2 separate regions of the Homo sapiens genome follow, and region 2 is linked to region 1. Evidence: read pairs that join two places in POLR2A ChIA-PET (ENCODE). Cell type or tissue: B cell. All regions are shown on one strand. Links, peaks and the distances in the headings refer to the core of each region. The heading gives the core; the rest is flanking DNA.

Region 1 (5,377 bases), core at 317-5,316:
TTCCTTAGAAAAGGTGAGATTTATATACAAAGCAACTGAAATATGAAGAAGTACACTAAGGAGAGAAGAATGCTCCAAATATTTATCTACCATTATTATATGATGTGCTTAACGACTACAGATCTTATCCCTGACTGGGTGCCCCTTGCTAGGAGCTTGGCTGCTGCCATCTTTGGGGTTACCAGCCCTGGAATGCTGAGGATGGTGCTTACAGAATTTAAAAGTGACAAGTATGCGACAAGGTTTAAACTGGGCAGGAAACTGACCTACAGCTTCAAGAGCAAAAGGAATGGATAATTTTAACCTAATGGATTTATACAAATCCACAAGTGGACAGAAGGATAATGGTAAAAGGCACCTCTACCCGCCAAAAGCCCTATGAAAGTTGATGAGGCTATTTACAGATGGTATCTTTCTTCTGGAACTTCAGGGCAAGACATCTGTTTAGTCTTTCAGACTACTAGTTTACCCCTCAGATGGGGCCTCAAAGTGTTGCTAGGCTTCTGACCATACCAGAGTTGCCCAAGTCTCCCCAAAGGCACAAATGAGCAGGGAAGCCACTTTAAAAACTTACAATAAATCCTCCTCACAAAGGCTGGCTAATCTCGAAGTTTCCAGTCTTTAAACATTATAATAAGCAGAGGCTACCAGAATCAGAAGGAACGTTAGAGATGATCTAGCCCAACCACCTCATTTTATAAACCTAGGGAGGGAAGTCCATTAAGATGAAGTGACTCAGGTTTACAGGAATTAGCACACAGCTAATCAGGGCCAGTGTCAACACTAAAAACCCAGGTTTTCAGACTCCCAAATAGCATTCTCCCAGACCACAGGCTAATGCCTTCCAAAATGTCACCACTGTGTTTCAGTACTTCAATACTTGGGAAGAGCTTCAAAACAGCCAGGATCGTTAAACTACAGCACTTTTGTACAGATGACCGAAAGCAAGTCTCATGTTACATTAGATTTGTTTACAAGTCCATCTTTCTAACTGGAGGTGTACGCTCTGATGACAGGAAACCTGGCTCAGTCATCAAGGATCCCAAGTAACCCGCACAAAGCATGGCACACAGGAGTTCCAGCAGCCCTAGATGAATGGGCGAAGAGACATTCCCACCAGCAGCCCTGGATGAATGGGCAAAGAGACATTCCCAACAGCAGCCCTGGATGAATGGGGGAAGAGACATTCCCACCAGCAGCCCTGGATGAATGGGTGAAGAGACATTCCCAACAGCAGCCCTGGGTGAATGGGTAAAGAGACATTCCCAACAGCAGCCCTGGTTGAATGGGTGAAGAGACATTCCCAACAGCAGCCCTGGGTGAATGGTTAAAGAGACATTCCCAACAGCAGCCCTGGATGAATGGGGGAAGAGACATTCCCACCAGCAGCACTGGATGAATAGGAGAAGAGACATTCCCACCAGCAGCACTGGATGAATAGGAGAAGAGACATTCCCACCAGCAGCACTAGATGAATGGGCAAAGACACATTCCCACTAGCACAGCCTCAAAGGGAAACGGAGGCTTGGCTTTTTGGAGGATGGCCCTTAGGAATCCATCTGGGGCTCCAGAACAGGTAATTACATCACAGATAATTCCATGATCTCAAATAACTGACACCACGACAAGGGTAGAGCTTGACAGGTGATAACAAGATAAAGAGCAGGTACCATCCTCCATTTAGATGTGGAAGAGAAAGATATAAGACGTGCAATGAAATAAGCTGCCTATGTCATTCAGCCATGGGACTGGCACAGAAGGAAAAGAGGACAAGTAGTACTCAGAGGCCACGGATGCAGGCCTCCTCCATCTCAGCTTACCTGCTCCTGTGCTCAGCTTATAACCATGCAAGGCCTCGGCCTGCCATCTGGGAAATACAGCAAAGTAGATGATATAAGAGAGGCCACCGACCCTCACCACTGTGCAATTCTTCGGCAGCTGGACCACACCAGAAATCATGTTGCCCAAGATATAGCACCCCTCACGGAACCAAGCCTAGTACATGGGTAACAGATTCATTCTGACATAGATAGTAGGTGTTAATTTTTCCCAGGCTGTGATGCTTACACACCCTTTAATACTAATAAAGCAGGAATCAAACCAAAACCCCAAGCTCTTTTTCATTATTATTTCCAGAATATCCATGGAAAAAGTCCTCAACATTTAAAACTCGGAACATAGCAGAAGGGATTTGGGGTGTGCCAGTGGTCCTCAACTGGGGTTGGTTTTGCTCCCCAGGGAACATCTGGCAATATCTGCAGACGTTTTCCATCACCACAACTTGGTGGTGGGTGGGGGTGCTACTGGTACCTGGTGGGTAGAGGCCAAGGATGTTTCCAGACATCCTACAAGGCACAGGACAGCCTCTCACAATAAACAATTCTCTGGCCCCTGCCGGACGCGGTGGCTCAAGCCTGTAATCCCAGCACTTTGGGAGGCCGAGGCGGGCGGATCACAAGGTCAGGAGTTCGAGACCATCCTGCCTAACATGGTGAAACCCTGTCTCTACTAAAAATACAAAACAAATTAGCCGGGTGTGGTGGCGGGCACCTGTCCCAGCTACTAGGGAGGATGAGGCAGGAGAATGCTGTGAACCCGGGAGGCGGAGCTTGCAGTGAGCCGAGATCGTGCCACTGCACTCCAGCCTGGGCGACAGAGCGAGACTCAGTCTCAAAAAAAAAAAAAAAAAAAAAAAAAAAAAAAAGAATTATCTGGCCCCAAATGTCAATAGTACCAAGGCGGAAAAACCCTGGGTGGACCTAAAACTCACAGACTATGCTAACGGTTTCAAGATCATTATCATGATGTGTGCCAGCCATCCCTGCTCCCCCGCCATTTGTGGTAAAGTTCAATGTAACATAAAAATAAACTATTTTCTTAGCTCCCAGTAAGCCCAGTTAACTATTTTCACTGGTGGAGTTAGAGAGACATCCTCCAGGTTTCCTTTAATGCTGCTGCTGACTTGAGGGCTGCAGAGATTCTGACAGGGTGGCTGGAAGCACAAACCTGTTTGTCAATAACAGTGGAGGGGCTAGAAGCACAGGGGTGCCTGCCAGGTAGTAAGAAATCTCCAATGCCCTCAAATAGAGCCAGCGGTAGACTCCTATCTGCCACAGCTTGTACGGGCAGAAATTGCCCTGCACTGGGAGTATCAAAAATCTTAAGTCAGCTACAAGAAAGAAACAGACATCCCGCTTCTGCTACCCAGCTGCCCCTGACCTCATTTCTGGCTCACCCCGAGTCTTCTGACTCTCATATCCAAACATGTGAAGCAAGAGTACAGAATGGAGCCAGCGTGAATCACTGTAACTTGTGGGTAGGAGCATGTCGCTTGAATTGCCATTTGCAGGGAGCCTGGAGGTCTTGCAAAGAAAGAGGGAAGAGTAAAGAGAGAAAAGGCTATTTGTTTATGGGTTAAGGCTAAAGACCAACTGATGAAAGGGGTGAGACCAAAAGAAAAACCATAAACGATGTTTTTCCTTGGCATTCCAAAAGCAAATTGTGGGTTTATCCAAATGCTGCAATTGGAAAAATCAGAGCTATTAGCACATGAAAGGTCATTGGCTAAGCATCACTCGCTGCTGTAAAATGCATCACCTGTGGAAATGCCAGCAGTCATCACCTGCCAGGGATTCCAGAATCAAGGCCACACTTGGCCACAGTCGGTTCCATGGATTCCTAAGGCCAGGGAGCCTGTCCTGTTTGCCTCAGAATCCTCAGGACCTGGGCCCACCAAGGGGTAGGCTGAAGGAATAAACGGCTGCTGGAATGTGAAATGAGGTCTGTCTACAAGAAATGCTACGTTGTTCTGTTTCCTCTTCTTCTTTTGCGCCTAGATTCATTTTGGAATGTGTGATAAAATACACAAAATATGAAATTTGCCACTTAAACAATTTTTTAGGTGTACATACAGTTCAGTGGCATTTGGTGTATTCACACTGTTGTGCAACCATCCCTACTATTTATTTCCAGAACTTCTTCATCATCCCAAACTCTGTACACATTAAATACTAACTCCCCATTCCCACCTTCCCCCAGGCCCTGGTAACCACTAATCCACTTTCTGTCTCTATGTTATTTGTCTATTCTAGGAAAACTTCATATAAGTGGAATCATATGATATTTGTCCTTTTGTATCTGGCTTTTTTCACTCTGCATAATGTTCAAAGTTCATCTATGTTGTGGCCTGTGTCAGAATTTCATTCTTTTCCAAGGCTGAGTAATATTCCATTGTCTGTACAAGACACGTTTTGTTCATCCACCACCTGCTGATGGACGTTTGCGTTGTTTCCCTGAGTGTTGCTTTTTAAACAGGATGGTCTATGGATTTAGCAAAAGCAGTGGTGAAGGGGACTGAGGATGAAGAACAGACTCAGACTCAATCTGTTACTAACTCCCCGTGTGATCTTAGGACCACATGGGTCTCCTCTGTGTTTTCAGTTGTAAAATTGAGGAACTGAATCAGACCAGTCTTCTCCAGCGTATTTTTGGCCACCATTTATAGTAACAAATAGGCTTCATTCTGACTGAGTTCACACAAATATACCATACATAACTGAAACAAAGGTTTCACAAAATAATAGCCTCCTCTGTGCAATGCACTCTGGTATTTCTTATTCTACTGTATTATTTTTTGTAAAACAAAAAGATAGTTGTAACCCCTACATTGATTTCATAACCCATTACGGAGTGGTAATCTTTATTTTAGATTACTTGTTCCCAAATTGGTGTTCCTTGGAATATGTTGATCAGTGTGCTGTGATTTTTTTAATGTCTGTTTGATAAAATGTAGGAAATATCTTAATTTTGGCTTACTACAAAGAAGTTATAATGAGCTGCGTTTCCCAAACTTATTGACCACGGGCAACTTCATGTATACTCAAAACTAAAGTCCTAACAACCCCAGGAAGCTGTTCATGTGGTGTCCCACCTAAGGACTCTAAACTGGGTGATTTTAGGTTCTTTTCTGCTGCAATATTCTATGATTAAGACACTAATTCTCAACATGTATTTTCTGTTGAACAGCGCAGAGAGGGGCAGACACCCTGCACAGTTAACTATGACTCACTAAGTCAATGATTTTAAATACCATATCCAGCTCTCCAGGGTCAGGAAAATTATATACATATATTTTAATAACAGACTTCATCTTTTAAGAGAAATTTTAAGCTCACAACAAAAGTGAGCAAAAAGTACAGTCAGTTCCCATATACCCTTACCCCCATCCCCGGTCTCCATGGCCTCTCCCACCATCAACACCCTATATAATTTTCTTAATGTCCCTCTTGTGATTCTGATGCTTCACTCCTTGTCCCTTAATGCTGGTCTAAAGACTTTGTTAAAACGAAATTTTCCAGACAAAAATCCACTCAAGATG
Region 2 (5,377 bases), core at 125-5,124, 170 kb before region 1:
AAAAGAAAGAAAACCAAACCAAAAACAAGAAAAAAGAAAAAAAATTGCTGATATTGCCACAAATCATTAGAAATCTCCTGACATGCTGAAACCAAATGGTCGTAAGTTCAAAACAAATCAGTGACTTGTTTTTAATTTTTTGTGGTTTCCTTTTGCTCTTTCTGCCCCTTTGCCGTCCGATTGGTGATGTTATTCAAACAGGACCGGATCCCTGCTAAGTGCAGGAGGGACCCTGCCGCTTCTTTCATCTCCTCATCATCGCTCTCGGGGGGCTTTTCGGTGCGTCTCTTTTTGAGGGGCAGTGTGTCGCTGGGGACCTTCCTGGCCTTGGCGAAGTGCTGGCGCTTCTTGTGCTGGGATGCGTACCCGCTGTCCCCCAGAGAATCCTTGGGCTCCTTCTGGCTGTGCTTCCTGTCGTCCTCTTCCGTGTCGCTGGGGCTCTCGTGGCTCCGGAAGCTCCCCTCGCTGCCCTCGCTGCCCTCCTGGCTCCCCTTGGTGGCAAACTCATAGTGGTCGTCGGCTGAGGAGGAGGAGGAGGAGATGGAGTCGCTGGTGGGCGAGGTGCTCCGGGCGTTGGAGGACTTGGCACTGCTGTAGTTGTGATCCTCCTTGGGGTCTCCGCTGACCACTGGGGAGCCACAAGATGGCTCACTCTCAGTCCGCATCCGGCAGCTGGTGATGCCATTCCTGCAGAGCGAGGACAGTGGGGAGGGACGGGAGACAAAGAAGGGACACAGTTAGACGTCCTCAGATGGGGGCACCCGGCAGCCCGCCTGCATTCAACCATCAGTCCCTTTGTGTTCAATGGAGCCACTCGCAAACTGTGGGGGCAACAGGTGGATCTGCTTTGAAGGCAGGGTCCTAAATCCTGACACCTCAGTCTCCCCTGCTTATCTCCTATAATGGCAGTTTCACTCCATTTGTGTGGCTGAGACGTCAAAACAACAATCTTCTGAAGCGACAGTGGTGGAGGCTCCATCTCTTACATTAAACCATAAAAATCAAGCTGTGCTTGGTTCGTGTCCCCGCCAACACCACAGAGTCAGACACCGCCAGACGATGTTGGCTGGGTACTTCAGAGAAAAAAGCCTGCTCTCGTCTGAAGCGGCTACATTAGGAGGCTTTTGTCAGAAGACTAAACCAGTGTTCAGCAAAGATACCTGCCATGTGGTGACAGCTACTCACTCATGCATTCCCTCCCTCGTTCATGCAATCTACAAATACTCACTGAGCGCCTAACAGAAATGCATGACCTTAGGGAGGGTTCTGGGGGAGGGACACGGGGTTGGATCGGATATAGACACTGCCACAGCGATGTTGCAGCCTAACAGAGAGGCAAGCCAGGGTCGCATCACAGACCAGAGGGCAATAAACTACGACTTCCCGAACTCAACACCTGCCAGGCGCTCTGCTAAGTCTGTGCAGAGGACCATGTTTAACTCCGTAAGGTGGATATTAGCATCCTTATTTTACAGTGGCTCGAAGTGAAGCCTGGAGAAGTTCAGTGATGTACTTAAAGTCACACAACTGATCACTTGCGGAGCAGGGACTGGAATCAAAGTCTGACTCTCAGACTTGAGGTCTTAGCTACATCACCAGACCGACCCTCCTTTGTGATTTCCCTATAACAAGGTCCCTGCTACCCATGCCTATAAGGCGTCTGTAGCACTCATCACACCTCTGATTATTTCTTTGTGTCTTTACATCTGAGCGATGTACTTTCCTTGTGCTTCCTTATCGCGAAAGTGGGAATAGTAACTACACCTGCTCCCCGTGGGTGTGGGGCTGAGGACACGAATTAATGCCTGCAGGTGCCTGGACCACGGCTTGGCCTGACAGCAATGGCTGTGAAGCTTATTCCTGGTTAGGACCCATGCTCCTTATGTCTGGGAGGCAGCTGCCTGTCTGTTAGTGCCTGGCGCCCAGCCTTCAGAAGGATGAATACTTGCAGGAGAGGAGGGTCACTTGTAGCTGAAGGGGACGAAGGGTGGACGCCAGGGAATGTTTTGTGGAAGACAAGGCATCTGACCTTGGACACAAGGGCTGAAGAATTTGGCAGGGATGGGAACTGTTCTATGGCACCATGCTGGCCCGGTTTCCTGTAAGCTCATCTACCTCGTGATCCATTTCTAAGAGTTCTGGGGAACATGACCATACTTTTCCTGCCTAGATGACCCCAACTGTAAGTACTCTTACATCCCCTCCATAGAGGGCACTCCCCACCATCATTATGAACTGTGTGGTCATGTGTCCCATTAGAGAGCTAGCTCCATGAGACAGGGTGTGGTTACTGCTAGGCCCCCAGTGGCTATCGCCGTGTCAGCACGGTGGACACAGCAGATAAACTGAGGAAGTGCGGCACAGGTGGAATCACGTGGCTGAGAGCATGAAGCTTGGGAAATGACTGTGGGTCTCCACCACCATGACTCACCGGGCACACGCTGAGGATACGGCACTGGTAGAAGGGCTGTGGGGTCAGGACCACCAGTGAGATAACAGTAGTGACAATCTCTACCCTGGCTTTTCTCCTGTCACCCTCATGGGCCTTGAGGCTCAGGGAGACTTCAGCTGCATCCCACATAGAAAGTGAAAGGGGAAGGGAAAGAGTCCCTAATGAAAAGGGTGCAGTAGGGAGTGAGGCGAAGGAGCTGCTCTCCTGGGGCCCCAGGGCCGGTGGTATTTTGCTAAATTTAGGCTGGGGGAGAGACTCCGTACTGTCGTGTCCACCAGCAAAATGTATGAGGGTCATTATCAAAACTCAGCCTTTGCTAGATGTCCGAGAGCCTCCTGATGAACCCCAACACTTACAATGTGTGCATTTGTACACGGAAGTCCCAGTGAGACCCAGAAGGGTCCCAGCTTGTGTCCTGTGCTCCGTGATCCCAGATACACACCACCTCCCCTAAATCCTTACAGACAGAGCCTGGCTTGCAAGCCACACACGCCTGTGCTCATATCCCAGTGTTGCTTACTGGTGACTTTGAGCAGGCTGTTTTACTTCTTGAAGACTCAGCTTCCTCATCTACCTTGTGGGGCTGCGTGAGGATTAAATGAACTGTCCTGAGCACAGAGCAAGGCTGTTTGTGGTGCCTGATCATGTTTTTTACTTGTGGTCCGATTCCTGCGACTTCCTGCTGCTGTGACTTGTTCACTCTGAGCAGTCTTGTTTTCTCTTTCTATTCTGGATCGGGAGGCGTATGGGAACCCAGCACCAAGTCAGAGGAAACAGGCCCTTCAAGAGGAGTTCCTCCAGGGCTTGCCTGTGAACACAGCCCCTGAGCTTTGGGGTTTGGCCTCCTCCGTATCTGTTTTCTGCAGACTTCCTATTTCTTGGCTGTGTCTTGGGTGCATAAAGATGGCTGGGATAAGATTACTTTGAGGTGTCACCAAATGTGAAACTTGGTAAATGTAATTAATCATACAGCTAGCTATTAATAGTTATTAGAGCAAACGAAAATGAAAGTCTCGTTGTATGGTCCTTTTAATTTTTGCCATTTGAGGGAACTACTGTAAAATACAAAAATAATTCACCCACTGAACTAACATCAAACAGTTTCATAGTAAATCTAAGTATACTTGAAAGAGTAAAGTGGGCTATATTTAGCTTTTAATAAATGGATTCAGTTCTGAATGTTTCTTTTAAAAAATAACTTGGGGCTTACAACTCACGTCACTACCACAGTTAAGCAGAACATGATCCCTCTCTGAACACAGATGGGGAGAATCACGAGTGGGAGAGTGAGAAATAAAGCAAGTGCTCCACAGTGCTGATTCCTGGTGAATCTAGGTGAAGGGTCTGTGCTATTCATTGTGCTTTTCTTTCCCTTTTTTCCTAAGTTTGAACATTTTTTAAATCAAAGTTTTAGGGAGGGGGAGAAATACTCTAGAACCAAAGCAATGATGTTAAACGTGAGCTCCACACTATCATAAGAGGAATGGTTTCGAGCCTGAGAATGTCTCTTTCTTTCTTAAACAGGGAGATTAGCAGCATTAAAGAGGGGGATCCAAATGGAAACTTTCTTCTTAAAGAGATCCCATGGATTAAAGGGAGAATAGAAAAGAGAATGATTCCACAGCCCCTGATTTGATGCTGTGTGGGGCAGAGTTTCCGGTACCACCTAGAATCAGACTGCATGCCAACAGAGTCCATGACCCAAGTCCCTATTGGAACACTGGCCTACTTAACCCATTTCACAGAAAAACAGAAGCTCAGAGAGCCCCATGGTTGTTGAGTGGGGTGGCCCGGACAGTCTCAAAGATGGTTCAAGCAGGAATTCAAAATATCTCCCTGTCACTCCTGAAGAAGGAAGTTTACTGTGATGAAGACAGAAAACCAATACATCCACTGATAATATTTCTGGATGAAAACAGGTACACAGACATAACTTCAGGGAGTGAGAATTAAAATATAAATGTCTCTCTTTCTCATTTGATGAAATTAACCTTCCCTGAGATTTTAGCTTGGGATTATGTAATCCATAAGTTACACACAAAACTCAGCAGGAAGTGAAAAGCTCCTTCAATTATTAATAACTTGGTGCAATGTTATTCACGATGGTGCAAGCCAGCTGCACTGACTTGGTGTCAAATGTTTCCCGCCGCAGGGATTGCCATTACAGGACAACAAATGCTTAAAAGAAACCAGCCATTCTGAACATGTTGGAAGGTGAATTTCTAACCACTTTCTTAAAAATCATTCATTAAAGTGAACATGTGATACATCCGAAATGCCTGCAATTTTTCAGTTTTAGCTGAATTTATGTGTAACGATATTGCAATTAGCATAAATCAGAGCCACCTGATTTTACTGGGCCTCTAAAAGTTTAAAGCATGTGGCTCAACAAAACCACGTGCTATTCATCTCAGATAAAACCTGGTACTCATTCTCTTGTCAAATAGTTGGAAAATATCAAACATAAAAAGAGAAATCACATTAGTTCAAACCCAGAATGAGCAGGCTTTCAGCTAACAAGTCAAGGTGTAGGTTTACGACATGGCCATCTGCCATTTTTTGTTTGTTTGTTCATTTGTTTAACCAATTAATTAGGGGTTCCACTACAGTATAATGAGCATGTGTCATCTCTGCCTCTTACCTGGTGCACTAGGAGTCTCTCTGGAACTAATGGCTCTAATTCTAAAGGATATCATGTAGGGTAGTTGTCCTCCCCAGGGATTTAGTTGAGGACTCTGATCTTTTGCCAAATGTGAAAAGTAGATGGGATTAATGGGATTGTAGAAGCAGGGGACTGGAGCAAGTTCAAAGCTTCTTTTGAAAATCAACTGCAAGTAGACATGGAAGAGAAGAGATGACCAAAGACTTCCACCTCCAGCCAAGTGGTAGAAAGACATTTGGAAGGTTCTCTTCTGACTATAATAT

Evidence for each region. Peaks named below come from ENCODE experiments on the same cell type or tissue, not always from the same donor. Only the 100,000 strongest peaks of a DNase experiment are listed, where the experiment ranks them.
Region 2: POLR2A ChIA-PET joins it to region 1 with 5 read pairs; 1 of 35 experiments calls an interaction of 5 or more read pairs at or near these places.

Annotation. Positions count from the first base shown.
Region 1 is chr14:89,327,184-89,332,560 of GRCh38, forward strand. All of the region lies in intron 3 of FOXN3 (forkhead box N3), which reads right to left. Among named protein-coding and RNA genes, the nearest start is that of FOXN3-AS3, 20 kb to the right of the region's middle. RefSeq lists enhancers at 2,932-3,181, 4,121-4,170. In B cell, for the core only: no CTCF peak of the experiment used is centred there; DNase peaks (open chromatin) are centred at 2,878 and 4,448; H3K4me3 peaks cover 1,085 bases; H3K27ac peaks cover 1,142 bases.
Region 2 is chr14:89,162,283-89,167,659 of GRCh38, forward strand. It overlaps FOXN3 (forkhead box N3), which reads right to left. Exons shown (of 6, transcript NM_005197.4): 6 at 1-687. The coding sequence ends at 132. Among named protein-coding and RNA genes, the nearest start is that of FOXN3-AS3, 190 kb to the right of the region's middle. RefSeq lists enhancers at 2,709-3,640, 2,885-2,934, 3,135-3,264. In B cell, for the core only: no CTCF peak of the experiment used is centred there; DNase peaks (open chromatin) are centred at 2,459 and 3,199; H3K4me3 peaks cover 1,823 bases; H3K27ac peaks cover 3,270 bases.